3 separate regions of the Homo sapiens genome follow, and all the other regions are linked to region 2. The links are chromatin loops, found by intact Hi-C in ENCODE. Cell type or tissue: endothelial cell of umbilical vein. All regions are shown on one strand. Each heading gives the region's core, and the rest is flanking DNA. Links, peaks and the distances in the headings are about the cores only. Region 1 overlaps LINC00632 (long intergenic non-protein coding RNA 632). Region 2 has its middle 36 kb from the start of SPANXC. Region 3 has its middle 7.8 kb from the start of MIR320D2.

The links. Hi-C counts contacts between places; a loop is a spot of excess contacts. Peaks named below come from ENCODE experiments on the same cell type or tissue, not always from the same donor. Only the 100,000 strongest peaks of a DNase experiment are listed, where the experiment ranks them.
Region 1: a loop joins it to region 2, with 4 times the contacts of the local background. A loop is called at or near these places in 9 of 110 quality-filtered maps.
Region 3: a loop joins it to region 2, with 24 times the contacts of the local background. A loop is called at or near these places in 22 of 110 quality-filtered maps.

The regions. Positions count from the first base shown.
Region 1 is chrX:140,761,162-140,771,867 of GRCh38, reverse strand. All of the region lies in intron 3 of LINC00632 (long intergenic non-protein coding RNA 632), which reads right to left. Among named protein-coding and RNA genes, the nearest start is that of LINC00632, 57 kb to the right of the region's middle. In endothelial cell of umbilical vein, for the core only: a CTCF peak has its summit at 5,683 (motif pointing left); a DNase peak (open chromatin) is centred at 5,647; H3K4me3 peaks cover 1,308 bases; H3K27ac peaks cover 1,306 bases.
Region 2 is chrX:141,272,664-141,283,369 of GRCh38, reverse strand. No RefSeq gene overlaps it. Among named protein-coding and RNA genes, the nearest start is that of SPANXC, 36 kb to the right of the region's middle. In endothelial cell of umbilical vein, for the core only: a CTCF peak has its summit at 4,869 (motif pointing right); no DNase peak of the experiment used is centred there.
Region 3 is chrX:140,913,103-140,923,808 of GRCh38, reverse strand. No RefSeq gene overlaps it. Among named protein-coding and RNA genes, the nearest start is that of MIR320D2, 7.8 kb to the left of the region's middle. In endothelial cell of umbilical vein, for the core only: a CTCF peak has its summit at 5,251 (motif pointing left); a DNase peak (open chromatin) is centred at 5,258; H3K27ac peaks cover 353 bases.

The DNA.
Region 1 (10,706 bases), core at 856-8,855, 510 kb after region 2:
TCTACTAAAAATGCAAAAAAATTAGCTGGGCATGGTGGCACATGCCTATAATCCCAGCTACTTGGGAGGCTGAGGCAGGAGAATCACTTGAACCCAGGGGGCAGAGGTTGCAGTGAGCCGAGATCACACCACTGCACTCCAGCCTGGGTGACAGAGTAAGATTCCGTCTCAAAAAAAAAAAATATATATATATATATATATACACACACACACATATATGTATGTGTGTGTGTGTGTGTGTGTGTGTGTGTGTGTATATATGCCAAATTGCCCTTGCAAAGGTTGTACCAATTTGTATGCTAAAAGCAAATGACAGTTCTTTCCTCTCATGTACTTACCAACATGACACATAATCAACATTTGTGACTTGTATCAATTAGAAGGTAAATCACAAGGTATCTAATTTTTGTTTTAATTGATTTCTTTCATCACCTTTCCTCTTTAAATACTTGTTCTTATCCTTTTTCCACGTTATATTTTTTTCTTACTGATTTATAGGTACTGTTAACATTTTAGAGAACTTATTTTTAATCCTCTCTATATTGCAAATATTTTTTCCGAGCATGTCATTTACTTTCGAATTTTATTGCTTTTGTCTTTTGCCATAAAGTTGCTTCAAGTATTTATGTAGTCAACTGTTTCTGCCTTGCTTTGAAAAGTCTTTCCCCCAATAAGATAATACAAATATGTTCACTTATTCATTTTTAATATTTTTACAGTTGTCTGGTAGTATTTCCGAACATTAAGGAAAGGATGGACTACTCAAAAAATGGTGTTGGAATAAACATCTGACTATCCATCCACAAGTGTCTGGAGTTCTCTCCCAGTAGTCTTTTTTCTCTCTAGAGCCTGAGAGTTTCTGGTAGTGCCATAACTCCTGGGTAACCAGGTTGAGTCCTCAAGCTGATCTTAGTTGATCCCGCAGTTTCTTTGGGTTAGTGTAGCTTTGAGAGGAAAATGTTTTCAAATAAATAATTACTATCTATTTTGTTGTCTTAAGTTTTGTTCGTCTACCAATCCATACTACGACTCATATCAAGTGAACAACAGTACCAAGTTCTCGGATCTCAGATCTTCTGATAACGCTTCACTAATAATTAATAAATAAATAGTCACTCATAGTTTTGGAAGAACTGAGGGAATCGGAGCATGAGTAGGCTGTTAGATGACATTCGGCCACTGCTGTTGATTCTATTGGGTGCAGTAATGGAACTGTGGTAACATAAATAAATATATGTTTTGTCGAGGGAGGAACTGAAGCAAATAGATATACAATGTTATCAGTAATTTATTTTATGGAAAAATGTTAACAATTTTTATGTTGTTGTTTTGAGATGGAGTCTCACTCTGTCGCCCAGGCTGGAGTGCAGTGGCGTGATCTTGGCTCACTGCAACTGCCTCAGCCTCCGAAGTAGCTGTGATTATAGGCGTGAGCCACCACACCTGGCTAAATAGTTACCAATTTTTAAATCCAGGTGCTTGGTGGGCATTATAATTAGCATACAATGAGCAGTGAGGACGACCAGAGGTCACTTTCATCGCCATATTGGTTTTGGTGAGTTCTGGCCGGCTTCTTTACCACATGCTGTTTTATCAGCAAGGTCTTTGTGACCTGTATCTTGTGCTGACCTCCTATCTCATCCTGTGATTAAGAATGCCTTAACCTCCTGGGAATGCAGCCCAGTAGGTCTCAGCCTTATTTTACCCAGCCCCTACTCAAGATGGAGTCACTCTGGTTCAAACGCCTCTGATGCCACCTCTTCCAGGAAGCTTTCCCTGATCCCTCCTGCTGGCTTTGAATTGATGATGGAAACTCTCAGAGCCTTCCTCCAATGCCTACTCTGATTACAGCACTTAGGATATTTCACTATAGTGCCATCTGTTTCCCTGTGTTTTAATCATTTGGGAATGCCTTGACGGTAACTGGAATAGAATAGGTCCTCATTTTATAGCATAAATGTTTATAGTACAGAAAGTAAGACCAGCATGCAATGCTCTCAAAAGGAGTAGCATTTGAATGGGACCTTGAAGAATGGGTAGAATTTTTAGGGTGTGGAGGAGAAGGCAAGCAGGTGGAAGGGACAAAGGCGGAGGCACGAAATTGCTGGGTACGCGTGGAATTAGATGAGGGATGAAGCTGAAACAAAGGACGGCTGAAGTGGGCAGTAAAAATAAAACTGTAAAAGATTTGTTGAGGCAAATCATAAAGGGCTTCAGATGCCAGATTTCTTAGATGAGGTGGAGTTGTTTAGCTGTCTTGATATTAACGAAAGGGTTTATGTTTGCAGTGAATAAAACAGCAGATATTTAGGATTAATCTGACCTATTCTTCCTTGTTACTAGGTTTTGGCATACAAAATGTATGGAAAATTTGCTTTCATGGGGGGGGTGGGGTGGAGAAAAAACCGAATTTTATTAGATGCTATGGAAATCAAATGGGATTTTAGAATTGCCACTTGCAAATAGAAGACAGAATCTAAGACTGAAATGGAAGACAGCTGTAAAACAACAGGACTGGTCTAGAAAGATGTAAAAGCTGAAGCAAATGTAGATGAAGGAGCAATTGGGGCCTATGAGGCCCTCCATGATCTGGCCCCAGACTGTTAAAATAGTTTCCTGACTAACTTTGCCATAACCAAGTCCACCCTCATAGCCACCAGCTTTTTATTCCCCAAACAGTACCTCTGCTGTGTTGTGCTTACTCAATAAGCCTTCTGAACTGACCATCGGTGACCTTGTCCTAATTCTTGCTTCCTGCATTTGTGGGCACTACAAGGCACCTTCCCCAAGAAAGGTTCTCTGGAAAGACTAGTTTACTTATTGGCTCCTGACCAAAATCACATTTGTACCTCTCCTCACACCATTCCTTCTAGTTGGAATGCTCCCTCTTTCCTTTCTATCTATGGAATCTCATCATCCAACTCAAGTCCCATTCATTCCATTATATGACCATCAGAAAGACATGAAGCCTTAGAGGCAGTAACTAGGTCCTATACTAATATGTATTTGTGTATGTATATTAGTACAAATATATATATAATATATACAAATATATATACTTATACACTAATCTATACATATACAAATATATATAATATATTTTATTATATATGATAAATATGTTATATATTTAATTATATATTTAATTAAATATATATTTATTATATAATAAATATATTATATAGTATGTATATTTATTATAGATTTATTATATATAATAAATATATTATATAGTATATATATTTATTATGTGATAAATATATATTTATATATAATAAATATATAATATAGTATATATAATAAATATATAATATAGTATATATATTATATGTGTTATATATATTACATCATTGATTAATTCAGAGGCCCAGAGAGAGGAAGCAGCAGTGCTCTTTCACAGCTTCTAAGATTACTATTGCACTTCTATTGTATAGGTACAGAATGGATGTGTTAACACTAACCCTTTTGTTACAGTCAAATCTTCTTAACATTTCATTTCCTCCTTGGTCCTGAGGTCTTCGATCTACCCTTGAATGAAGCATTATCAAAGGAGAAAGGGAGTAAGGTCAAGGAAATGGAACTAATATGTTTTGATGTGAGCACTCAGTATGTGGCAAACCCTTTACAACCTGATCATATTTTGGCCTTACAACATCCTTGTATTTGAAAAAGCAGAAGCTCAAAGATGACATGTGGCATGTCCAAAGTCACACAGCTAGCGTCCAAGCTCCAGACTCCAATATCCATGTTTTTTACACTAAACTAAGCTGTTTTCCCTTAAAATGAGTAGCTGTCATTCACATTCTGGAGCATGTGAAAATTCTGTCATGGAGCTGCGTTATGGTTTGAATGTCTGTCTCCTCCAAAACTCATGTTGAAACGTAATTGCCACTGTAACAGTATTAAGAGGTGAGATCTTTAAGAGGTGGTTAGGCTCCACCGTCATGAATAGATTAATGCCATTCATGGGAATGGCATTTCATGGGAATGGATTCCTTACAAAAGGGCAAGTTTGGCCTCTCTCTCCTTTGCCATGGGATGACACAGCAAGAAAGCCCTTGCCAATTGTCAGTCCCTCAGTCTTGGCCTTCTCATCCTCCATAACCACATGAACAAATTTCTCTAATAAATCCCCTCTCCTCTATCTATCTATCTAGCTAGCTATCCCATTGGTTCTGTCTCACTGGAGAACTCTGACTAATACAAACTAGTTTATAGCTTGTCTAAAAACTTCAGAGAAAAGATGTCTTCAAAATATTCTACTCTGAGTAAGAGACAAAGAGTGCTTCATGAAATTATTCAAGAATTCTCTTGCATAGCCAATGTTTAAGAGGCGTAAGTTACTAAATGTGCATAGAACCACTTCTTTAAAATTAAATAAGCAATATTATATGCAAATGAATCTAAGCAGCTCTAGAGCTAAACAATAAACTAAGGGGAAATTAATGCATCATGTTCAAATATTATTAACAAAAATGGAAAAAAATAATAGGTAAATAACACTAATAAAGTGAATTTTTCTGGGCCAGGCACTGTTCTAGCTGCTTTACATATATTAACTCACTTAATATTTAATACAACCCTATGTGTTAGGCATTATTATTATTATTTTATAGATGAGGAAATTGAAGCTCAGACAAGTTACATAATCTGTCTGAGGTCACACATTTATTAAGCAGGAAAGCCCAAAATGTACAGCTATGCAATCTTGCTCTAGATGACACACTCATCCATTACAATGCACTTGAAACTAATGATGTTAAGATTTTTTCTTGCAATTCTTAACTGCTCAAAATCATCCTAACACAAGAAACTTCTGGTTAAATAAAAAAGAAGGCCTCCACCTTTAGAAAAGATGTATGATAATACCTGTAGCATAACAATGAGCAAAAACCATCTTAAAATAAAACACCCAGAGTAGCTCATAGGTTCTAACACAAAATGTGAGTCTAAGTTTCTACAATATGAATTTTCTTTTTGTTCCACATATTCCTATCAAAACGGTAAGAAATAAATTAGTATCGATACAACTCTTCCATTAAATTTCTACAAATATTACCTAAACATAACGAACAGATTTCAATTCTAATCCTACTCAGAATCATACACATTCTTTCTTTGTTATTTCATTTATGATAATTAATTATACATCTTTTACATTGTTAATTTTTAAATTCCCACTGCACGTAGAAGCATATTTTACTGGAGACTTCTATGTAGAAAACTGAATTGTACATTATAAGATCACATGACCATGCATATCCCAGTTTTCATTCTTCCAAATGAGTAATATAAATTCACAAATCAACTTTCTTCATTTGAAAATTTAAGTATCATCCCTATGAGCAAAAGCCCTAACTACTTATGTTCGAAACAATTGAGGGATATGATGCTGATATTTATTATCACATTTATTTTTTGTTCTTGCTATTTTAATCTTTGATTGTTATGGAACATCTTCACTCTCTTTCTATGGTTCAATGGGTTAACAACCAAATAGACATCCATCAGTTTTTAATAATAATCTATTTTTCACATTAAAATTTCATGGAAAATCGTTCATACTTCTTACTGGATGGAAGTTTTTTAAATAGCTCTGAAAATTCACCACCAAAAACAGTCAAAAAAGATTCTATGTAGCAACAGTGCCCTCTGCTGGCTACAGCGTGGAACAGCTAAACCAGGCCTATAAGAAATCCAACAGCTAAGGGGATCTGCCGTGACCCCCGTTTGGCGATGCCGACAATGACCGTTCTGCCCACCTTTTCCCCATTCCAGGTTAAGTAGAATTTGGCTTGATACCTCCTCAAGGGAAGCAAACTCTGTTTAGCAGGCCAGGGATCACATGTGCCCTTTTCTTCCTTTTGAAGAGCTGGTCAAGCCCAAAACCTCAAAAGATTTTAAGAAAAGGCACACGGATTTGAACAATCGTTTCCTGATCTTCTCCAGATCTTTTACAGATCTTCCTCTTACCTCATTTTTCACTGGCCCGCATAAGACAAAAAGAAGCATTTATAAATAAAACCAGTCCATCCCCTACTCCGGAGCTACTTGCCCCCCTTGTCGCCTCCCTTAACGGTAATAGCAGCAAACAATTCAAGATCAGCATTAAATGGCTCTAGGGGTAAGAATTGAAAACCCCTTTTAGCCAGCACCTAACAGTGTCTAGTCACTTACTAGGAGAGGTAAATGGTGCTTCCTAAGTTATTGAGTGTGATCCTCATTAAAGGTGCTTGTATCATTGCAACTTCAGACTGAACTGCCATACCACCAAATACACATGGGAAGCTAGAGAGGAACAAGGAATCTCTAAGCATAGAGGCGTCCCTCTTCTAGAAAAACAATTCCAAAAGCCGTTCCCTGCTATTTGTAGTTACTTTAAAGATTTTATACTCAATTCAATTATTGAAGGGGTTCCTAAATACTAATTAAGGGAGTGCAGTTTCCCCTCGAACTTTGCTTCTGTGGGGATCGGGCGGTTCCAATGCAAAGCTTTGCAACTTGGGGCGGCTGCATAAGCTCTCAGCTTTGGGCTACTCCAAAATCCACGTTGACCCCAGGGCCTCGGTGAACAAAGCACTGGGCTGCGCTACTTGAGGCTCAGTCCCTGCCCCTTCCCACACAACCAGGAAGGCGTATACACAACGAAAACCGGAGGTCTACTACGTGGCACCACGGAGAGGAGGGAATCACTTCAGAGTTGATTAGCTGCGTCGGGGATTCGGGTGAGGCAAGTGAGGCTAAGTCGTTCAAGTGCAAGGTCTGAGCTTGCCCTTATTTAATATTTCTTATCTAGCTTCTTGCGGAATTTTGGCTATAACTTTGAATTTTAAAGAGACTGCATGAACAGTTTTATCTTGATTACTGAGTATCTTGGTGCCGCCTTAAATTTTGCACCCGAGGCGAGTGCCTTGCTCGTTTTGCCCTATTTACCACCGTGGTGATTGAGTGAGGGCGATTTTCCAGCTACCGAAGGGGTAAAAGATAGCCCGGAGGAGGAAGCCGGGAGCCGAGGCAGGAGCCCTCAGGATGGGAAGGAGGAGGAGGTCGCAGAGGTGGGCTCTGACTGGCTGGCTGCGAGCCAGCGAAGACGCTCCGCTCAGGGAATTTGTGGGGCCGCCAGGGAAACAAGCTTGGTTAAAGCGGAATACGGGAAGGAGTCGGCTTACCGGGTCTGGCTGCTCCGAGCCACGCAATCTCCTCTCCTTAACCGCCTCCCCTCTCTGGGGAGGACTCGTCTCGTCTTTGCAGTGTGCCTACTCCGATGCAGTGCCGTTCTGTGCCACGTTGTCACCCGGCTGCTCTCTGGAGAGACCCGCCCCTGCGGATGGCCTCTCCAGCATTCGTCGGCTCCTGACTCGCCACCCTCTGCACTGGGCGGGGTCGCCCCCTTACCCCACTCCCTAAGGAGGGGAGGGCTGAATGCTGTCACTTCTGACCTAGTTGCAGTATGCCAGGGACTCTTCCTCAGTTACACCACTCACCCCCACCCCCACCCCCACCCCCGCCCCCGCCCCACTCCGTCTCTGCAGCGGAATTAACCAACTCAAGTCCAGAGCGGTAAGAGACCCTCCAAGGGTCTGTTGGTTATTCAATAACTGTAAAAGTCGTGGATGGATTCGATCATAAGGGCGTCAAATCTTAAAACTGGAAAAAACATCCGATTTGGAGAGTATTTAACATTCAATATCTGTCGTGAAAAGTCACGAGGCAAATTAAATGTGGGTTAATATTTAATACCAGTAGTGAATCCTAACAGATACACACAAAAAGAAACCTCTCTAAAGCAGGCCCTACGAATTGCTGCCTGTGCACGCTTGACACCTCCATCAAGGGGTATAAAAAAGCTTTCAGAGGAGGACCGAGTTTCTGTTGTGAAACGGCCTGAAGGAAGCTCAGTTTCACAGAACGCCAGCCTGGGAGGATTTTATTTGCTGTTCCTACTCAATTCCTTTATAAGACCTCAAATTTCTCTGAAGCCCTTCGCAACATAAAATGGCAAGTGCTTGTCCACAGGTTACTCTGAGATTCTTACAAAGCATTTTAAATGGCTTGTTCAACTGAGACTGGCAGCTCAGAATTTGTTCTTCTAGAAAATGGATGTGAAAAACAGCTGTTAATGCCATACAGTTGTTTTAATGCGTTAAAGTGCACGGAAAACAACCAGGCCAGTGAAGATCCATATTTCTCCCAATTCCCCAAAGACATATTTTACTGGAGAAGTCTTGTCTTCAGATATTCAACTTCATTTATTAAGGCCTTAATAAATGAGGATCGGTCAGTACAAGAACAAATATCAGACTTAGCAATTTAGTTCACCCAGTTAAAATTGAGTCTCAGAGAAAGCAGTGAATCCCTTTTGTTTTTAGTTTTTTAACTGAAATTCACATTTAACTGTGTGCTTTCTTTCTGACAAACCCAAGAACAATGCACCAACTACTAGAATTTTTTTTTTTTTTTTTTTTGAGACAGAGTCTCCCTCTGTCACCCAGGCTGGAGTGCAGTGGCACAATCTCGGCTCACTGCAACCTCTGCCTCCTGGGTTCAAGCGATTCTCCTGCCTCAGCCTCCTAAGTAGCTGAGATTACAGGCACCCGCCACTATGCCTGGCTAATATTTGTATTTTTTTGTTTTAATAGAGACGGGGTTTCACCATGTTGGCCAGGCTGGTTTTGAACTCCTGACCTCAGGTGATCTGCCCGCCTTGGCCTCCCAAAATGCTGGGATTACAGGCGTGAGCCACCGCGCCTGGCCTACTACTTGAATTTTTTTGTCTATAGTCTTTAACAAACAAGACAATAACAGATGTAGGCAAAAATATCACATGGATTTTTAGTAATTTATACATGCAAAAAATATACTAACCACATTGAAATATGTGTTATGAGAGTTATAAATATATAGATTAAGGAGACTGCTAATCTGATAGCTAAGAAGTCTTTAACATTAGCCCAGGGATCTGCAAACTACTGCTTGCCAGTCAAATCACGCCTATGGTCATTTTTTGTACAATCTTTCACCTAAAAATAATGTTTACATTTTTTAGTGCTCAAAAAATATCAAAAGAAGAATATTTTGTGACAAGTGTAAGTTATGTGAATTTCAAAATTCGGTGTCCATAAATAAACGTTTATAGTAACCTATTCATGCCCACTTATTTTCATATTGTCTCAAGCTGCTTTTCTGCTAGTGGCAAAGCTGAATAGTTTCAACATAAACCATTTAACCCTCACAGCCAGAAATATTTACTGTTACAGAAGCAGTTTGTCAATCCCTGATATAGATGAAGACATTACCTATAAAGTGGTGTTACAAATAATCGTTAAGTCTGTTAGCTGTAATTGAGTGGGCTCAACATTTTCCTTCTTAGATAAATTATTTGTTTAGCTATCATTTTTCTCACAGTCAAAAGAAAAAGACCATGTTTTCATACACACGAAATGCTGGTAAACTGCAAACCGATGGGATACAGGCTGTCTCTGCTTTTCATGACTTCTAATTCACCCTTTGTCCATTGCTACGCTGCTTCACAAACCAAAATCCTGCTGTGGTTTCTAGAGTCCTAAGCCAATCAGTACTTTACCAAGTGGCTCGCCTGCCATCTAGTGGGGAAAGATAAGAGTGCTCTCTCTCTCTCTCTCTCTCTCTCTCTCTCTCTTTTCGAAAAACTGACGAGGTCGCTATAAGCTGTAGGACCTCAGACAGTGATGATTATAATAGTAATTCATTACATTTTAATGGCACTTTGAAATTTACAAACTATTTCCCAAAGTATAGTATTTTAGTTAATCCTCCCTCACCACAATTCTGTGATGTAAGCACATCTTCTTTGCCATATTTTTTCAGATGCAGAAACTGAGTGTAAACATTGGCTTACTCAAGGTCCTACAGGTGGGCTCGAACCAAACGTCATGCTCTGTTTGCTGAACCTAACACCTCTGAATTTGGGCTCTCTCATTTCTACATTTCCAGTTCTATTCTATGAATGATTTTGAGTCTCTGCCACAAGGACATTTATTTTGGGAAACTCCCTTGAGTAGTCTTTTCAAACAAACAGGACCCATCCAAAACATCCCCTCTCCAACAAATATTCTAAGGAGGCAAACAATTTTTTTAGCTAAAGGTTTAATTAATGTTTATCTAAACATGTTGTTATCTTAGACCCATTTTATGATGCACGACACATAAATTGGGAAGAAGATACTTAAGGCTTAAACCTTGGAGGGCTGTGAGACTCCTGGCAGAATGCCTGCTACTAGCTACCCTAAATCCTTTTCTGATTAAGACATACAATAATTTTTCCAATTCAGTATGAGTTCCAACTTTTGAACCTACAAAACAACGTTTGCTTAGAGCTTCGACAGTGTAAGCCACAGAGTTCTCAAGAAGAGGTCCATTTTAATTGTTCAGTGTCTCAGAAACTTCCAGCTGCTTGTGAATCTGCAAAGGGACCTCAGAGCTCACGTGCTAAAGCTCATTTGAGAGGGAAGATTTGTGGGTGTTTCCAGTACTCACTAAGATGTCTCTGTCTTGTAACAGCAGCCTTTGTGCTTAGTGATGACCAAGTACCAGATTAAATGAACCAAAGGTTAGGGCAACCCATCAGAAAGAGTCATGTTTACACTGACATTCATCTGCAGAGTCTGCAGTTTGGGACACAATGAGAATAGACCAAATCATGGACCAGCTGCTAAATGCAGCTGTAC
Region 2 (10,706 bases), core at 1,635-9,634:
AACATGTTCCTTCCTTCCTTTCAGTAATCTTTTCCTTTGGCCCAGTCTGTCTTAAAAGCCTGCTAAAGTGATTTCACTTGAAAGGCCATAGGTGCAGCTGTTTCTATCCCAGTGGTCCAGATAGTGATACTAGGATGCTCATAATTTAGGAAAATAATTATTAAAGAAAATATTTTGAGATCTTGGTGTTGTTACAGTCTGCATCTGAATAACCTGAAATATTAAGGCACAATGATTGTAACATTAGTGGCTTTTGATTTGAAAATTATTAGCGAGCCGTCAAAAGACCTGGGGCTCAATCTCAGCTCCACTGCATACTAGCTCTGTAAACCTGACAAGTCACTTACCTCCATTTAATTTTCAGTTTCTTCATCAGTCAAATGGGGATAATAGCATCTTCTCTGCTTATTGTACAAGGTTGTGAAAACCAAATGAGAGAGCACTGGTGAAACCATATTGAAGATCATAAAGATTAAACATAAAAGTATTATTAGGATAATTCTGAATAATTGAATAATTTATTTGTTGTTAGGTTAATCCATAACAGCTTATCAAAATGAATCATTTTGCATATACTGTTCTTCCTGAAGTTCCAAGCAGAATAGAGCAAGTGGTGCCACTTTGTAATACGGAAGCCTTTGATCTTCTGAAGACAGGCAATTCCATGGAAATTCTAAGTCAGCTGTGGGAACTTCTGAATTGCTCATTTTCCCAACCCCTAGCTTTAAGTGATAAACATAGACATAGATCCAGGGAATCTTCTTGGGTGTGAAGGCACATTAGCGACTTACCAGTGTCTTTACCTCACCCCCTGCAACCATGCAGGGATAATCTACCTTAAAGTCTAGAAGGTGAAGCCAGGCGCTGTGGCTCACGCCTGTAATCCCAGCACTTTGGGAGGCTGGGATGGGTGGATCACCTCAGGTCAGGAGTTCGAGACCAGACTGGGAACGTGGCAAAACCCCATCTCTACCAAAAATACAAAAATTAGCCAGGCGTGGTGGCCGAGCGTGTAATCCCAGCTACCTGGGAGGCTGAGGCAGGAGAATCGCTTGAACTTGGGAGGTGGAGGGCGCAGTGAGCCGAGATCGCGCCACCGCACTCCATCCTGGGTGACAGAATGAGACTCCTATCTAAAAAAAAAAAAAAAAAGTCTAGAAGGTGGCACGTTGTAGTAGTTAAGAGCAGGGAATGTAGTGGCAGGCAATTTTGGCTTGAGATCCTGGCTCTGTCATTTAATAGCTGTATGATCTAGAGAGAGTTACTTAAAGGATCTGAGACTGAGTTTCTGCATCAGTAAAATGGAGATGATAATAGTACAAAACTTATTTGGAGCTGTTGTGAGAATTGAATGAACTAATGTATGTAAAGAGCCTATGCGCTTTAGTGCTCAACAAATATTAACTATTTTTATTAGTTAGCCCTCAACAGCTGGGAGGGAAGAGAATAGTAGTAGGTTGTTTTAGTTGAGAACCATTACAGAGCACTGTGCAGATAACAGTAATGGAGCTACAAAGATAAATAGAAACAGTGATTCAAAGCATAGCTCTGGCATCATAGAGTCTAGTTTCAGACTCCAGGTCCTCCAGCTCTACATGACCTTAGATAAGTAAGTGACCTCTCAATGCTTCACTTTAAAGCATGGGGATCGCATTAATTGTGATTTCACAGGGTTGTTTAGAAGGATTAGTAATGTGATGCTTATAAAGTAGAGACGAGGATTGCCCCAATCTTGTGTGCCTGTTATAATTAACTATCCTAAGTAGTCTCTTGTTATTTCACCCTCCTTCTCCCCTGGGAAAAACTGTGATGTCCTAGACAGTCAGACCTCATGAGTTGAGCTTCACTGAGCTGGAATCAGAGCAAATGTGTTTGTAAACTTGTGTCTTCCTTTGCATTGTCTTTGAAGTGTAGGTCTAGGTCTGCCCACAAGCCAAAAGTGTTATACATATATGATCAATTTATCAAAGGTACCAAGGTAATTAAATGGGGAAAATGACCTTTTCAACCAATACTGCTGTACCAACTGTATACCCATACGGGAAAAAGCCAACACTAACTTTTAACTTATGTCATACACACAAATCAGCTCAAAATAGATAATAAATGTGCATAGCTTCTAAATGGACCTAAATGTAAAACCTCAAACTCTGAAACATCTAGAAGAAAGTATAAAAGAAAATATTTGTGGCCAGGCACGGTGGCTCATGCCTGTAATCCCGGCACTTTGGGAGGCCGAGGTGGGTGGATCACCTGAGGTCAGGAGTTTGAAACCAGCCTGGCCCACATGGCAAAACCCAGTCTCTACTAAAAAATACAAAACATTAGCCAAGCGCGGTGGTGGGTGCCTGTAATGCCAGCTACTTGGAAGGCTGAGGCAGGAGAATCGCTTGAACCCGGGAGGTGGAGGTTGCAGTGAGTCGAGATCACACCATTGCACTCCAACCTGGGCAACAGAGAGAGCCTCTGTCTCAAAAATAAAAATAAATAAAAATAAAAAATAAAGAAATGTGTGACTTTAGGATAAGCAAAAGTTTTATATACAGAACACAATAAACACAAACATTAAAAAAAGATACATTTGATGTCAAAATTAAAAATGTTTGCCATTTGAAAGATACGGTCAAGAAAATGGGAAAGGAAGTCTTGGACCGCAGAAACTATTTACAGCGCTTATATCAAAGTACTTGTATCCTCAACCTATAAATCCTGCTTACAATTCATTAACAAGTAAATGACCAGTACAAATCGACAAAAGATTTGAACTAAGACTTCACAAAAGAATAAAAGGAATGATGTGAACACAACTGAATTGAAAAGGGACATTGTCTGGGCTCCATAACATGCTGCTAGTTATGCTGTCAGTTGAGGGCATGAGCAGGGAGAGAGGGTAGCCCTGTTTCTTACCCCCATCTCTTACCATACATTTCTCCATTTTATCCTCTACTTTTGCTTCTCCTTATTCCATTTTTCCATGATGAAAAGGCTATAGAGGGCTCAAGCCCAGTGGCCTTCGTCCCAAAGTCATACAGCTAGTCCTAGGCAGAACCAGAAGCCAATGCTAGTCTTCCTGGTTCCGTGGATGCAGGCTCCTTCACTGGACCATGCAAACTGACCGACGAGAGTGTGAAATGGGGTGCCTTAGACCTTGTCGGATTTCCTTCTTCCCACTTTCAGATCAAAGTTGTATGCTGCTTTGAAACTGGAAACACAACTGAAGCAGAACCACATTTACATTTGAGATTTGTTTTCAAAGCAGATGTACAGTGTCATTTGCTGAGATCTCATAGGTGTTTCTATTCCACCTTGAGCAGCAGAATTATACCTCAGCAGGTTGAACAAAGCTGGGTAATCACCATTGGCTTTTGGCTTCCAGAGTCAAAGTCTACCTTTATATCACTGTAATACAATTATGCTCTCAAGCTGATGCTCCCGGATACTTGAAAAGTTTTGTGAAAGTTCTTCCTCTTATCAGTCTGAAAAACAAGTTGTGTTCCCCAGGAACTGTCTGGAATCATCTGCCACTAACTAGCTGTGTGACCTTGGGCAGTCACATCCCTCTCTGGGCTTTGGTTTCCTTATGAGTAAAACTGGGAATTAAACTAGTTGATCTCTGAGGGCTTTGACATTTTCTGCATTCTCCAGTTCCACAATTCTAAGTCAGCCTTAATACTGAAATGCTGCCAACATCTATTTAGATGGTTTTTTTGCTGTTAATTTGCAGTCTCTGGGATTCCTCTGCCTTGTTTATAGCTCTCTCGGAGCCGCCTTGCTGGTTTGAGTTTAAGATGCTATGTCTCATGCATAATTTGCCTGCTTACAATTGTGTTGTTCCCTAAGGATGGTGTCATATTTGAAAGGTGGAGGTGAGAGTATTCAGTACAGCAACAGAGCCACAGAGCCATCCCTTCCTGACACTAAAGTCATGTGTTTCTCTAGTTCCTCATCCTCTGCCCCTCTTCCGCTTTGTTTCATTGCTACATTTGGGTTTTATGATTACATCTGCAATAGCAGGCACAGATGTTTTTCTCACTCAATTGTATGGTTAATGGTAAAATGAATTTTTCCAGCAGATGCTCGCATGTGGGTGCTATCTTTTTCTCTCCTGACATATTTTCTACACAAACAGCAGATTGTGTGTCTGATGTGCCTTGAGCCTAGCAAGAGAAGAATTCAAGCTGAATAACACTAGGCTGATTTTCAAGCTCCTAAAAAAATAATGCGGCCATTAAGTTTGACAAACTCTTCACAGCACTCCTGCAGCTCCGATCCAGACCTGCATCTCCAGCCTTTGCCAGTTGTACTTGAGAAGGCTGAGAGCAAGCATGTATCCTCAAAAGGGCCACGATATGAAGAGAAAACAATATCAATTTGAGAAGAGCTGGACTCAATTACTCTGTTGCTTTGGATTCTGAAACCCAAGGCATGTAATTTAACCTCTATTTCCTCATCTATGAGGCTAAGGGATAATACAAAGCTGGTGAAGATCATTGAGATAATTGCAAAGTAGCAGAGGTCCCTGCTTAAATCTAATCCATTTCCACTACTGAATAAAAATGGCTAATTAGAGCTGATTGGCCAGAAGTCCATTTGCATGAGGGACTGAGAAGCCTCCAGGTAATGAGGCAGAACTGTGGGAAGATTAGGAGCTTGGTGTGGGGTTTCTCAACTTTGGCACTATTTAAATTTTTGAAATGATTATATCAAATATACATATACACATACATAAACATATATGTGGCCGGAATAAAAAGTTAAGAAATAAATTGAAAACAAATCTCCAAAAGCTGAAGAAAAAGATATTTCGGGCCAGATAATCATTTCATGTGGACCCCTGTCCTGTGCACTGCGGAATGCTTAACAGCAGGCCTGGCCTCTACCCACTAGATGGCAGTAGTTCATCCCTCCTACTAAAAATGTCTCCAGATATTGCCAAATGTGCCTAGGGAGGGTAGAGTGTGAGGGATTAGCCTCCAATGGAGAAGTACTACCTTAGAAGCACTGAATGTTGGCTTTACATTTTAGTTCTACTACTTATCCAAGGTCATGCAGCTAGTAACCATTTGTGCCTCAATATATTCATGTGTAAAAGGAGAATCCAAGCTAAATTGTAGAAAGGCTGGTTGAGAGGACGAAAGTGATGGGTGGATACAAACTTTGATACTCCCTCCTTACTACCATCAGGCCTTTGCTTATTCCTTTGCCCTTGTTTAAAATACACTGTTTCTCATACCCCATCTTTCTGTCTAGTTAACTTCAACTCATTCTTTAGATCTCAGCTCAAGCATCGTTTTCACAAGGGAGGCTTCCTTGATCCCTCAGACTGTATCAGAGTCCAAGACCCTCACAGCGCTTGTTGATATTATACACTCTAACACTCAGGTGACCATTTCAATTACGTTTGTTGGGCTACTAGACTGTAAGCTTTATGAGGAGAGGTGCTATTTCTGTCTTGCTCACTGTTGCATTGTCAGAGGTCAGGACAGTGCCTGGAAAAGAAAAGCCATCACTAAACACTTGTTGAAGGAAAGGAGGAGGGAAGAAATGAAGGACTGAACCCAAAGTTAAAAATATCATTATAATTTAATTCCCCTAAGGAAGAGATCTAGACTGCTAACCTTAGGCAAGTGAAAAAAATACAGTGGCATCTAGGGAATGGTTTTGAGGACAGTCTGTCAGTGAAAACTCTCTTTAGCCTAGTCCCCACAGACTTTGTGGGATTCAGTGGGCCCAATACATGGCACTGTTCTTTTCACCTGAGTTTGCAATTAACCGAGTCAGACAGATGGAGATCAACACTAGCATCTTTATTACTAAAAACAGCTGGGTTTGGAGAATATGTTTCAGCTGTGCAGGAAAACGTGACTCTCCTAATTCTACATCCCACAATTAGCTAGACTTACCTAGTCATAAGCACCACTGAACAAATGTGGTGCATCTCCTCCAATGAAGACCTGCACCTGAGAAACTCGTGGTGTGTGGAACTAAGACTATGTGCTTCCTCACTGTAGGCTTGTCCTAAAAAGAGAAGTAGCATGTATTGAACTAAATGAAGACATGCCTCCTCCTGTGGAGAAAGGCTGTGCGTATTGCTCTAGCATAGGTTCTTCTGTTTAGGAACACGATGCCAAGGGAAAGGATGTTGCTCTACCCCCACCACTGCCAACAGACTTATGCCTGGGTCCAAAGAAAATAGAGAATTGTGAACAAAATATCTGACATAGATATTTCACTAAATAACCTGTAATATGTTGAGACCCAAGATAATTTGCTCTGGGGCTTTGATTATGACACCAAAAATAAAGAGATGATCACCCCCACTTTGTCACAGAACTCTGCAGATTTGCACCTTGAGGGCTCCAGTTCATTTATCTCAGCAATAATTTTTGAGGGAAATGGCAGCCCTTGTGAAAATGTATGTGGAGCCACCAGAGGTGGGCATGTATAGGGAGCAAAGTGGTATTCTTTGCAGGGCTTCCAGATCAGGAGAAGAGGCCATCCTAAGTTGGCAATTTGTAGAGGTTGTTACTATAAAGACCAATGAAATGGTGAATGCACCCATGTTTTATACTCTGGTCTATGTAATTCAGGAAAATTTGTATATAAGTGCAAAAGCTTTGTAAACTGAAAGTCTTTTCAAATTTAAAGGGCTATTAAAATTTTCCCGTTCATGGTTTCCTTTGCTGTATTTCAAACCTCATGTACTTTTAGGAACCTCGGGTGTTCACAGTATTTTGTTGCCCATTTTCTGTTTAGTGACTACTTTTCAGGATCAAGACAGATGGGTAACTTGGTATGGTGGCTTGGGGACAAAATAGAATGATCCATGCCAGTATCTTTGGAGTGAAGCCTTGGTAGTCCTATACAGTTCGATACGTTAAAATATTAACTCATTTATTCATTAAGCCTTGACTTACTACTTGGCATGTGAGAGGCTTGCTTTTCCCAACTGTAAATTGGGAATAATACCAGTATCTCCTTGCATTCATTATGTGATTTAAATCCACATAACTGTGTCAAGCACAGTTTCATTTTCCCTGTCATAACACTTATCACTACCTTTATATTTTACAATATATTTATTTGTATATGGGCTGTCTTCCCCTACCAGAATGTGAGCTCTGAGGAAAGGGACTTGGTCTTGTAAATTTCTGAATCTCCGGAGCCTATAAGAGCAGAGGTGCTCAATAATTATTGGTTGAGTGAATTAATGAATACTTAATAAACAACATTGGCCCTAACTCCAGACTAATGCTTATCATATTCTAATCTTCATTTCTAATCTTTCTGCTTGAATGACCAATAGCTACCTTAACCTAATGTCCAAACCCGAACTCTCCATTTCCACTGCATTCCCATTTCCCCAGTGACAAGCAGGCTATTCTTTGTATCCTTCATTCTATTATAGTAAATGGCAGCTCTATGTTTCAAGTTGCTCCAATCAACAACTTTGAAATCATCCTTAAGTCCTCTCTTTCTCTCATGACTCATTTCCAATTTGTTAGCAAATTCTGTTCCCTCTATGCTCAAAATATATCTAGAATACCACTCTTTCTTAGCGCTTCCACTGCTATCCACCTGTTCTAACTCAGCATCATTTCTATTCCATGACACCATCATCTCCTGACCAGAAAATTGTTTCCACCATTATCACCTAATTATTTTTCCATAGTATGTATTTACTTTTTAAAACACAAATATGACCACAGCCTGTCTCTGCTCAAATGTTCTGAAAACCTCCCAGACTGCTGTACTTAATATATCACCCCCGCACTTTATTCTTTTATCCTAGTCAACTTGTCCTCATAACATGAATCACTGCTTGATATTATATCATTTGTTTAGTTATCTATCATTACCCAGTAGAATATAAACTCCAAAGGATTTTTGTATTTTTATTTAAATATTCTCACTGCTAGAATAGCCATGGCAACAATGAAAACTGATATGTCTTTCACATCTGTGAGTTCGTGTCTGTGTGAATGTGTGGCTGTTTCAGTGTGAGACTATGTGTAAGTGTGAGTGTATGTGATTATGTGAGTATATGTAGGAGTGTGTGTTTGAAAGTATGTATGTGTCAGAATGTGACTGTGTGAATCTGAAAGTGTGTGAGAGTTTTAGTGTTACAGAGCATGTAAGAGAATTTGTGAGTGTATTTGAGTATAGGAATGTGTATGTATGAGTGTGTGAGACTTGTGAAAATGTGTGTGATTGAATGTGTGAGTGTGTGTTACTGAGTATGTGTTTTTCAGCATGTGTAAGAGATATGAGAGTGTGATGCTGTGTGTGTTTATAAGTGTGTGAAGGTATGTACAGATGTATATGAATGTTTACAAGTGATATAGTTTGGCTGTGTCCCCACCCGAACGACATCTTGAACTGTAATTCCCATAATCCCCATGTGTCATGGAAGGGACAGAGTGGGAAGTGACTGGATCATGATGGCAATTTCCCCCATGCTGTTCTCATGATAGTAAGTTCTCGTGAGATCTGATGGTTTTATAAGCATCTGGGCTGTCTCCTGCTTGCACTCATTCTCTCTCCTGCTGCCCTGTGAAGAGGTGCCTTCCACCATGATTGTAAGTTTCCTGATGCCTCCCCAGCCATATAGAACTGCGAGCAAATTAAACTTCCTTTCTTTATAAATTACCCAGTCTCAGGCAGCTTTTCATAGCAGTGTGAGAATAGACTAATACAGTAAATTGGCACCAAGGTAATAGGGTGCTGCTATAAGGATACCCGAAAATGTGGATGCAACTTTAGAACTGGGTAACAGGCAGAGGTTGGAACAGTTTGGAGAGCTCAGAAGACAGGAATATGTGGGAAAGGGTGGAACTTCCTAGAGACTTGTTGAATGGCTTTGACCAAAATACTGATAGTGATACAGAAGATGAAGTCCAGGCTGAGGTGGTCTCAGATGGAGATGATGAACTTGTTGGGAATCGGAGCAGAGGTCACTCATGTTATGCTTTATCGAAGAGACTGGGGGCATTTCGCCCTTGCCCTGCAGATCTGTGAAACTTTGAACTTAAGAGAGTTGATTTAAAGTATCTGGTGGAAGAAATTTCTAAACAGCAAAGCGTTCAAGAGGTGACAGTGCATAAACATTTGGAAAATTTGCAGCCTGACGATGTGGTAGAAAAGAAAATCCCATTTTCTGGGGAGAAATTCATCCCAGCTGCAGAAATTTGCATAAGTAACAAGGAGCCAAAGGCTAATCACCAAGATGATGAGGAAAATGTCTCCAGGGCATGTCAGAGACCTTCGCAACAGCCCCTCCCATCAAAAGCCTGGAACTCTACTTGAGTTCTGTATCTCTTTACCTCTCCCTTTTTTTTTATTTTTATTTTTATTATTTTTTTTTGAGACAGAGTCTTGCTCTGTCTCCAGGCTGGAGTGCAATGGCACGATCTCGGCTCACGGCAACCTCTGACTCCCTGGTTCAAGGGATTCTCCTGCCTCAGCCTCCCGAGTAGCTGGGATTACAGGCACGTGCCACTACGTCCAGCTAATTTTTGTATTTTCAGTAGAGATGGGGTTTCACCATGTTAGCCAGGATTGTCTTGATCTCCTGACCTCATGATCTGCCTGCCTCAGCCTCCCAGAGTGCTGGGATTACAGGCGTGAGCCACCGCGCCCAGCCTACCTCTCTCTTTTCAAGGGCTGATAGTGATTTAGATTTTTTTCCCTGCCCAAATCTCATGTTGAATTGTAATCCCCAGTGTTTGAGGTGGGGCTTGGTGGGAGGTGATTGGATCATAGGGGTGGACTTCCCCTTTCGCTGCTGTTCTTGTGATAGAGTTCTCATGAGATCTAGTTGTTGAAAAGTGTGCGGCAGCACCCCCAACCCTGCTCCTGCCATGTAAGATGTGCCTGCTTCCCTGTCGCCTTCCACCATGATTGTAAGTTTCCTGAGGCCTCCACAGTGATGTTTTCTGTGCAGCCTGTGGGACTGTGACACAATTAAACCTCTTTTCTTTATAAATTACCCAGTCTCAGGTATTTCGTTATGGCAGTGCAAGAACAGACTAATACAAGTACCTACCATGTATTTCCTTCTTTCTTGAATCATTACTAGGTCAGCATATAAATATGCTGTGATATTTTTAATCTTAAAACTGACCACAGAATTCCTTGACATCTGAAATACTCTAGAAACCTCCTCATTTCTTGGTTCCCCTTCACAGGAAAATACATTAAAAGAGTTGTGTATACTCACTTTAATTCCTAACCTTCCATTATCTCATCAACATTTTATATCAGACTGTTATGCTCACCACTCAACTGAGACACTCTTAAGATCACTATGACCTAAAACTTACAAAAACCAAGAGTCAATTTTTTATCCTCAATGACTTGACCTCTTAGCTGGTTGCTTACTCCTTGCATGTCCAAGGACATCTGGAATCATGATCGACCCCTTGGTCAGCCCTTGGAAATGTGACCCTTAGAATATAATTCATGTCAGTGATTAAGGGTTTCATTGTGTTCACCTGGAGCTATGGACTGTTCCATATCAGTTTCTCAGGTTGCTTTGCACAAACACCAAGACTGATCATGTGCACCTGGTTCCATTGTTGGACTCTCATGTTTCTATTGCTATGGATGATATGCCTTTCTAATCAACTCTGAATAAAAGCCTTGGACCCAAAGATTCAAATGGGCTTCCCTGGTCCAATCTATCCCACAACAGCTCTTCTAGTTGG
Region 3 (10,706 bases), core at 1,605-9,604, 360 kb after region 2:
GGATGGTTAATGTAATAATCTGGATCAGTATTCTAATTCTGGGCATGTATTGGAATGTATAGCATGTATAGCAATTCCATATCAGCTTGGTTCCAACAGCTGCCCAGTTCATGGAAAGCCTTCTTATTGAGTTTACTTGGGATGGATTTACTTTTTTTTACTTTACTGTTGTGGAATATATTTGCTGTTGTACTCTTTGTGTAGGAATGATGGATAAGCTTACTCAACGTTTTCTTAAACTGAACACTTACTAATCTTCCAGATATTACCTTTTGTTGGAGTTACAAATGGCCTTCACCATACTGACAGTTTCTGACTGAGCTCCTCTCTACCCTGAATACAAGAGACCCTAATAGTTAGGTAGGAATATCATTGTCTTTATTCAGCCTGAAGAAGTTACAGAAGATGGACCTTCCTCCCTCTACAAACCTTAGGATTAAGCGTTCCCTTGTATAAGGGAGGGGGGAAATGTCAGAGGTGTTTGAACCAGAGTGACTCCATCTTGAATAGGGACTGGGTAAAGTGAGGCTGAGACCTACTGGGCTGCATTCCCAGGATGTTAGGCATTCTAAGTCACAGGATGAGATAGGAGGTCGGCACAAGATACAGGTCATAAACGTCTTGCTGATAAAATAGGCTGCAGAAAGGAGCCAGCCAAAAGCCACCAAAACCAAGATGGCAACGAGAGTGACCTCTGGTCGTCCTCACTGCTCGTTATATGCTAATTATAATGCATTAGAATGCTAAAAGACACTCCTACCAGCACCATGACAATTTACAAATGCCATGGCAATGTCAGGAAGTTACCCTATATGGTCTAAAAAAGGGAGGAACCCTAAGTTCCCCGAATTACCCACCCCTCTCCCAGAAAACTCATGAATAATCCACCCCTAGTTCGGCATATAAACAAGAAATAACCATAAAATAGACAACCAGAAGCTCTTGGGGCTGCTCTGTCTATGGAGTAGCCATTCTTTTATTCCTTTACTTTCTTAATAAACTTGCTCTCACTTGAAAAAAAAAATGTGTTCAAAGCCCCGCAGGTTATTTATTTATTTATTTATTTATTTATTTATTTATTTTTTGAGACTGAGTCTCGCTCTGTCGCCCAGGCTGGAGTGCAGTGGCGTGATCTTGGCTCACTGCAAGCTCCGCCTCCTGGGTTCACACCATTCTCCTGCCTCAGCCTCCCGAGTAGCTGGGCTACAGGCACCCACCACCACGCCCGGCTAATTTTTTTGTATTTTTAGTAGAGGCAGGGTTTCACCGTGTTAGCCAGGATGGTCTCGATCTCCTGACCTCGTGATCTGCCCACCTCGGCCTCCCAAAGTGCTGGGATTACAGGTGTGAGCCACCGCACCCGGCTTCTCCCAGGTAATTTTAATGCATAATCAGAGTTTAGAATTCATTTCAACTCACAGTGGCAGAACTCATTCTTATCTTGTTGATCCTATTTTTTTCCTCAAGTTTGACTGAGGTTTAATTGGCAAGAACAAAACTGGAAACGTCACACCTTCTGATTTCAAAATATCTTATAAATATTTACAGTAATTAAAACAATATCATGCTAGCATAAAGACAGACATATAGACCACTGGAACAGTATAGAGAGCACAGAAATAATCCATGCATGTACAATATGCTCAACTGATTTTCTACAAGGCTGCCAAGAACACACAATGGGAATGGACATTCTCTTCAACAACTGGGGTTGGGAAAACTGGATATCCACATAGAAAATAATGAATTTGGACCCATATCTTACACCACACATAAAAATCAACTCAAAATGGATAAAAGAATTAAATGCAAGACCTGAAACGTTAATACTAGATGAAAACATAGGGGAAAAGCTTCTTGTTGATACTCCCAATTTAATCAGTCTCTATTTAAGTGAACTGCTAGACCAAGTGAAGTGCTTCAAATCTTCTATCGAACGTACTGACAAGTACCTTCAGGAAATTTACAACAAATAGGTTACCATCTGAAAATAGCAATAACAGCAGAAGTTTGTGTAAGGTACTCTTCCAAGCACTCTACAAGTACGAACTCATATACTTCACACAGTAACACTATTATAATTTTCATTTTACTGATGAAAACACTGAAGCACAGAGAGATTAAATTATTCACAGTCACACAGCCTGCAGGTGGCTAGGCAGAAATTTGAACTCCAGCCGGTCACTAGGCAATACTGCCCCATAGTAGACTGAGTGCCCACTTTTGCTCCCCTGAAGTGAGTTATTTGCTTTTGGAAAATCAGTTCAGTTTGTTCCCGAAGCTGCGTATGCCTGTTGTATTATAATTACATAATTTAGTCAAATATTATGTAAATACCCACTAGAAAAAAAAGATGAGTGGAAAAAGAAAAAAGTTGCTGTACTATGACAGCTGAGATAATTGCTTTGGAAGGGAACTCACTAAAACAACTGCTGTCAAATTAAGTATGAGTGGGGCAACGATTGTTTGTGAAAAATCATTAAAATGTTTGATTCTGTGACCTGATTCCTTTGCAAGTACTTTAATTTAAGTTCTTGTTCCAGCTAAAATAAACTGACACAAAATCAGAAGTAAAACTTTATGGGTGAGGTTATGCAAGAAAGAAGTAGGAAAGTATACTCAATAGACCTCAAAAATATCAAAAGATGAGGAAGTATGTATATTTAAATATTTAAAATGTTTAAATGAAGATTGAACCACTTAAATGTGTACCTGATTTTTTGTAATTCCCCAATGTAATCAATTTTTTGTTTTTTTCTTTTTTGAGACGGAGTCTCGCTCTGTCTCCCAGGCTGGAGTGCAGTGGCACAATCTCGGCTCACTGCAACCTCCACCTCCCAGGTTCAAGTGATTCTCCTGCCTCAGCCTCCTGAGTAGCTGGGATTACAGGCATGTGCCACCATGCCTGGCTAATTTTGTATTTTCAGTAGAGACGGGGTTTCACCATGTTGGTCAGGCTGGTCTGGAACTCCTAACCTTGTGATTCACCCGCCTCGGCCTCCCAAAGTGCTGGGATTACAGGCGTGACCTACCGCTCCTGGCCGTAATCCATTTTTTAAATGAACTGACCAACCACTAGCACATAGTAGGAGAGGTCTAAAGAACTAGAATATTCTTTATTGTTTGATGTTATAATTGTCTATTTACAAGTCTGTTTCTCTCACCTCATTATAAGTGCCTTGCGTCCAAGAACTTTGTTGTATTCATTGTTTTATGTTCAGGCCTAAAGTGGTGCCTGGCATAGAGTAGAAACTCAACAAATGTTTGTTAAAATTAAATGAGATCCTGTGTGTGGATGTACTTTGAAGCTTTGAACTGCTGTGGAACTGTGGGAAGTGCTTTGAATGGACACACACATTAGTATGTCATCATTTCTGCAAGTAGAAACTCAGTAATACAGCCACTTCCAGGGTCAATCAGCAATGCCAGTAAAACCTGATGGTTAACAGAGTGAGTTCTAGAATAGAGAGACCTACTTTTGAATCTTGGCTTCACAACTAATTAGCTGGATGACCTTGGGCAAGATATGTAAATGCTGTGCACCTCAGTTTCCCCATGTGTGAAGTAGAGACTATTACAGAGATACCTACCTCAAAACATCTAAATGTCCATCAGTTGGGTGTTGATATGGAATAAGCTCCAAGTTATATTATTAGGTGAAAAAGTAAGTGGTGAAAAATGCTTACAATATGATCCCATTATTGTTTAAGAAGAAGGGGAAAGACAAAGAATATCAATATCAGCTTACATATGCACAAAGAGTTTCCAGAGGAAGATGAAAGAAATTGTTAAAAGTGATTATATCTGTGGAGTGATGCCAGAGAGCAGTTAAAATTTAAAGAGGTGAAGGAGGCAATGCACAAGAGGTTTGCTAGCAAAAATTTCTGTTGCATAAAAAAAGAACAGGAAGATCCGTAGCAGTCAGCTTGGATTAGCATGCTGCCAGAGCTCTAAGGTTAGAAGCAAAACCAAGATAAGCCTTACATCAGGGATGTCAAATCCAGACCATGCAGTCACTTCTTCCTCCAAAACACCTGAATCAGGACATTCTTCACCATGGAGCCTGGACAAGGCCTCAGAAACCTTCTTAAGTCAGTGCTCCAGGCGACCACTAAAAGTTGACAGAAATTGGACAAAGGAATAAAAGCTATTTCCCATCCAGCATTACAGCAACAAAATGAGTTGAGAAGATTCTATAAAGAAAAGGGTACTTGGGCTACGATTACCGAGCCTAAAAGGAGAATAGCTGGGAGGTGAATTAACAATGGCTCCAAAGAAAATGTGAGACTTTTAAATGGAAGGTAGTAGATGAACAGTACTAAAATATTTGCTTCGCAGTATCTTCAGGTCTGTTATTCCAAAGAAACCAAAAGAGTTACAGCCCTAGTCTTTACTGTCTGAAATTAAAATCTCCACAGGATACTCATTATAATGAATATGCTCACTTAATAAACCTGGCATTTCTATAACACTTTTATAATCAACACATTTTCAAACCAATCATGATTGGCAGCTTGGCTTCACTTTGCTCTCACCATCCTCTGAGCTAAGTAGTGCAAATGTTGTTAGATTTTATCATGTTGATAAACATCCCTTGGTTGCTGAGCAGTTGAGGGGCTTGCTGGGATCACACAACAGGCCAGTAGTGATATGGGACTACGACCCAGGGTTCCTGACAACCTGGATCTCTTTCCTTGAATGTCAATTCAAATGGAAGCAGACTTACTGGTGAGCTAAGTTGGTGGAGCAAAGAGCTAGGGTTAAGTAGGTTATTACAGCGAAGGTGACCCATTTTATATGCATATGGTGCGGGACAGGTGAGCCCCAAAATTGGGGCTTAGCTGGCTAGCGTTCTTGGTTTTGGCCAGGAAAGAATTCTTGGGCGAGTCAGTGGTGTTAAACAGTAAATTTTATTGAACTGTATTGCTCCTTGCAGAGCAGGGCTAATTCATATGCAGTGTGCCCAGAGTGGGCAGGATATGGGATGTTGTCAACTTCAGTTATATCCACTTATACCCACTTTTAATTATATGCAAATTAAGGGGTGGGTTAATGCAAAATGAAGGGATGGGTTATTTAGAACTTTCTTACAGGTCATTGCCATGGAAACAGAAGGTTACTTTCGGGTCGTTGCCATGGCATTTCTAAACTGTTATGGCGCTGGTGGGAGTGTCTTATGCTAATGATCAGCAAGGGCAAATAGAGGTTGCCTTCGGTGCCACCTACTGGTGCGTGCCGTTTTTTTTTTTAACTTTAGTTGGGCGCCACCTGCTGGTTCTTGACTTTTTTTTTTTTTTCAGCTTGTCGGGACCAGGAAATGTCTTACTGGTCTATCACCTCATGTAGGTTGACGGGTTCTGGGGATCGGCTAGATATGTTACCAGTTGATTGGGCACCAACTATGAGGGAGGCAATACTGAGCACTTTGTATTTATTGTCTCACTGAAGCTTCCTATTGCTCAGGCAAAAAAAAAAAACCACACAGTGAAGTTTCCTCAATTCCACTCTTCCATACCCCACATCTAGTCTGTCAGAAAATCCTGTCGGCTCTCCTATCATAATGTACCCAGAATACGCCCACTTTTCACCACCTTCAATGCTATTCCTCATCATCTCTCACCCAAATAATGACAATCACTTCCTCTCTAGTCTCCTTCCTTCCCCCTTTCCCAGCTCCAGTTTATTCTCAACACAGCAGCCAGAGAGATCCTTTGAAAACTCAGAACATATCATGTCACTATCTGGCTCAAAACTCTGTCATGGTTCCCAGTTTCACTCAGAGTAAAAGGCAGTGTCTTGACAGTAGCCTATAAGGCCTCCATGACCCACCATCCTGCTCTCTGTGCAATTCCTTCCCTCTTCCTGGCCTTTGCACGCTCTGTACTCTCTCACTGGAATGCTGTTCTCCAAGAATCTGTCTGGCTTTTCCCCTCACCCCATTCAGGCCTCTGCTCAAATACCACCTGACCAGAGAAGGCATCCATGACCACCCTATTTAAAATGACTTCTCCTCCCTACCCCAGTCCTTGCTAACTCTTCCTGGTTTTTTTCATAACACTGATCCCCATCTGATACACTAAATCTTTTTTTTTTTTTTTGCATATTGTGCATTTTGTATGTCTCATTACAGGAATGTAGCTCTGTGAAGAAACTACTGTATTTTTAGCACCCAGAACAGTACCTGATACCAAGAAGTTTCTCAAGAGGCATTTGCTGATTAATTTCTGAAAAGAGTTTTGTGAAATGGGTACCATTATTATTCCCATTTTACAGATGAAGAAATGTCATAGCGTTTCAGTGGTTTAGTTAGGGTTACTCATCTAGTAAGAGGTGAGTCAGGTCTCCCTGCCTCTGTAGAGATAAAATTCATTCTCTCTCTCTCTCTCTCTCCTTCCTCCTTTACACATCCGAAAACACATATACACATGCTTACGTGAACATTCTGCAACATTCTGCAAATATTCTCAGTGTCACTGTAACTAAATTTTTAGAAAAAAATAGCAAAGGACTAACTGGAATGAGCTCCATCAGCAGGAGGAAAAGAAGCAAAAAACTCAAGCAAAAATAATATGACTGAGGAGGAAAACTAGTATTCAATGCAAAACATTAAGGAGGTTTTTGTGGGTGGAAGCAATCTTGTTCATCTACTTGTGGCAGGATATTTCGAAGAAGTATTATTGTGGGGTTTGTTCTCTGTTACAAAGTAATCAGAATGAGAGGTAGTTTTCTTCCTATTTCCTCAAGGCCTCACTCTCAGAAGGGCCCTGTGCTTGGTTTAAAGCCCTGCTGTCATTGTCTTGAAATTGTGAATAATTTTATCTTTGATTTTGTGGTTTGTAAGTGAAATCTAATGGGACAACAGAACATTTGTGTTAACACACAACATATGCCAGGTGGTAGTATGCACATAGCAGTTCATGCAATGCACTATGCACACCCAGGGTAGTCCAGGGTACTGCAGGTTCTTGAAAGAATAGCTGTGGCCAGGATCTAGGTCAAGACTGGTGGAGTCAATAGTGGTGGAAACAGCAGAAGCTACAGTTGTCATGGCAGTGGCTGCAGCCCCAAAAAAGAGGGGGTGCTCCATATGGGGCCAGCACTGGGACCAAGGTGGACATTCACTTACCTGTCCATCCCCAAAGCCCATCCCTCTGCCATCTACACGAATAGCTACTCTCTGACTTGAATTTTGGGACAGGTAACTGCCTGTTTTTAGGCAATAAAGTTTGTCAGCAAATTACTATAAAACAAGTATAAAATGCATTGTACATTGCAATAAACATATCAGAGAGTTATTTGGAGTTTTCAAAGAGTTTAGAATTTCTGGGTTTGAAACCTGTTGCAGCCTTGCAAAGGAAATATCCACAGGCTTAGAAAAGAATTAATTTTAAAGATTATCCTATTCAACAGAAAATAAATATTTTCATATAAAGCTTCGGATGAACCAAATATTAAAGATGAAGACAATTTGAAAATTAACATTTCCTTGTAATTGAAGATAGAGTGGTGGAATGCATAAACAAGCATTTTGAATGGTTTATAAATGATGAAGTCACTTTTGGTTAATTATATAACCTCCACGAGTTGCAGGAAATGTCAAATAAACATTAAAATACCATTGTTTACATTTACATTTAAAGTTAAATTCTGACTTACATGAAACTGACTTGTATGAAGAGTTATATCTTTTTAGAAAAATTGTTTCATGAGAATCATCAGCTCTAGATGTAATAAAATTTATATTTTAAAATAATTTGTTAAAACCTTACCCCAATGTTGTCCTTCTCTAGAAATACTCTTGACAGCATCAGTTACAGTTGCATGAGCAGAAAAATCCTTCTCAATATTAAAACATATCAAAGGGGATTTGCAATCTTACATTTGTCACCAGTAACTGATGGTACTTTCAATTATATTGACTAAAAACAAGGTTGCTGTAAGTATACGTTTTGGTGATATTATAAATTAATTTGCAGAAAAGTGAGCCAGAAGAATCTTGTGCTCAATCAAGATGTCACATTAATGAAATGTCATTATTCACTGTATATATAAAATTATGGCACTGATTTATAAAATTATGAAACAAATATTATTCTTTGCATTTCTAAAGATTATGCCATTACTCATGTGTCACTATTACCCCTATTAAGTTTCATAAGTAATAAAATATTTCTAAAGGGAGAAGTTTCATAGTTTCGTACCTTTAACATCACTTTTTTCTGATTCTTGAACAAGGGACCCTGAATTTTCATTTTGCACCAAGCGTCAAAAATTATGTAGCTGGTCCTGCTTCAGGATTATATCATTCTCTCTGCCACCTACCCTACCACTCCACCACACACACACACACAGCTAATCAAACAAGCTTTTCCTTATTTTATATATTATTTGATTGAGGCACAGCTTTATCCAGGCACTAATCACCTCATTTATGTTAAGATGCTGTAAGTTAATAGGAAACATATTCTTCATCCCAAATAATACATGTATTTTAATAGAGGTTTGCGCTGACAACCTTGAAAGGATGTTGTTTCATCCTGGTCTGTAGTTCCCCGCAAAGGTTCTGACATAGAACTGACATTTGATAAATATCTGTTAAATTAAGTGTATGGTAAGTGATTCTGGAACTCCCTAGCAGGCTATTAGTAGTGCTGTTCTCAGTCAAGGGCACATTTCTTGGTTGTTACACGAAAAATGAATGTATGAACCATATGCAGATCTTTGCTCCACTTTGTCCCCAAAGTGTAATTGGTATCTAACCTCAGCTTTCCTGTGCAGGCTAGAGCCTAGTAAATGAGATAAGTTGGGCTCCGAGCCCAAGAACACCTTACCACAAGTAAGAGATGGCCTTCATTTTGAAACAAAGCACACACATGCCCCTGAATTTCAAAGCAAGGTGCCCCAGTCTCCAGGATGAAAGGGATGAATCTACTGTCAGCTTCTAACTAACTTCTTTGTTCCTTCATGTTTTATTTTCCTAACAAGGGTCAGTCCCTCTGGTTCTTACTGTCACTATCATTCCAGGCTCACTCACTAAAACTCCACTGTGGGTTTTGACAAGAATCCATTTTGTAGAGCTGAGCAGGGTAGCATTTATTCAAGAGTTTTAATGCATGCTATGAGGATATAAAAATTAAATTGACATAAAACACAAATAGAGAGAAAAATAAGATTTTCAAAGTACAAATTTCCAATTTTAAGAGTGTTAGTAAATGAATCCAGCTGACTAGGTCCCCAATCATCTGACTAAAAATTTATCTTCCTCCTACTATACATAATGAGCCTCTTTCTCTCCCAGCAGCATGTCTACCTCTTGGCTTTTATGTACTATATTGTCCCTCACCTTGAGACTCTCATTCCAACTCTTACCACCAAAGATTTGCCAAACCCTCAGGTGACCCTCAGTCCTTTCTAGAGCTAAGGATGAGCTAAATTATTGACTTGGATGCAAAACACTACTACTTTACAAATCATTGTTGGACTGAGTGTTTACCCCAGTTTTAAAGTTCATTCTATCACACAGAAACAATTGATTTTATTAAAGCCAGTTTGCTTTTTGCAAAATTGTGTAACAGCTGTTTCAACATAAAGCACTTGAAGCACAAATATTAGATAAGCACATGTACAGAAGGGAATGGGGTGTCAGAAATAAAATGATTTAGATATGGTACTTAAGGAATATTGAAGTATGATAAAATAAATCCTTGTTATGAATCATTTCTGAGACCCATAGAGATAGATTTGTGCCTATGATATGCCATATCTCACACTTTGTTGCGTCTCCCATAGAGCCCAGCACCTAGCATATTCTCTTTAATACTGGAGTGCTCAGTAAAGGTCCGGTAAGTGATTGACTGGTTGTTGCTCTTGCAAAAGAAAACAATTCATTTTCTGATGAGCTTTGTATTTAAGATCCAAATCAGACAAGCTAGTTTATTTTTCTTCAAAAATGGTGATTATTTACTCTGTTGCAAATAAATATAGAATGCCATGTCATCGAGAAAACATTTCTGAATCTACGGACACACAGTCAAAAGAAATACATAAGAAGAAAGAATACACTGAAAAGATATCTCCCTTTTCTGAGTTTAATAAATGACCATTTTAACAAAAGCTTGTGAGACGAAATTGCTTTATGAATGAGACATTTTATGTCAAGTTCCAGCCAGTAGCTGACAACACTTTCAGTGCAATGTTAACAATTTGAAATATATTGAAATAATTTTATAAATTAATAATGTAGCTATGAAAAGCTCAACCTCATAATCATTCTCCTCTGGAAACACTCCATTCCATCTTATTTTTATAAGCACTTTATATGGAAATATGATACGTTGCTCCTGTTAAGCAAACTACTTTAGGAGGCAAAAAATTGATTTATTGAATAATTAGCATGCAGATAGAGAAAAGCTATGTGCCTTGCAGAAGATCTAAAATTGTTATTGGGAGCAAAGTGATAGTCATATTTTTTTAAACTGTATCAGCGATTGCAGATGCCAGGCACATTCGCAATAACAGTACAATTTAGTCACGGATTAGATATGGACATGGTGTTAGCATTTTAGTGTGAGAATAATTTTGGTAATATAAATGTGAGCAAACCTTTGAGGATTTAGAAAGGCCAGATAAGGCATAAAGTATATCCTGGCCGTGGCAGCGTAACAGGGTCATTGTAGGAAGAGGATATATAATGTAGATTATTCATG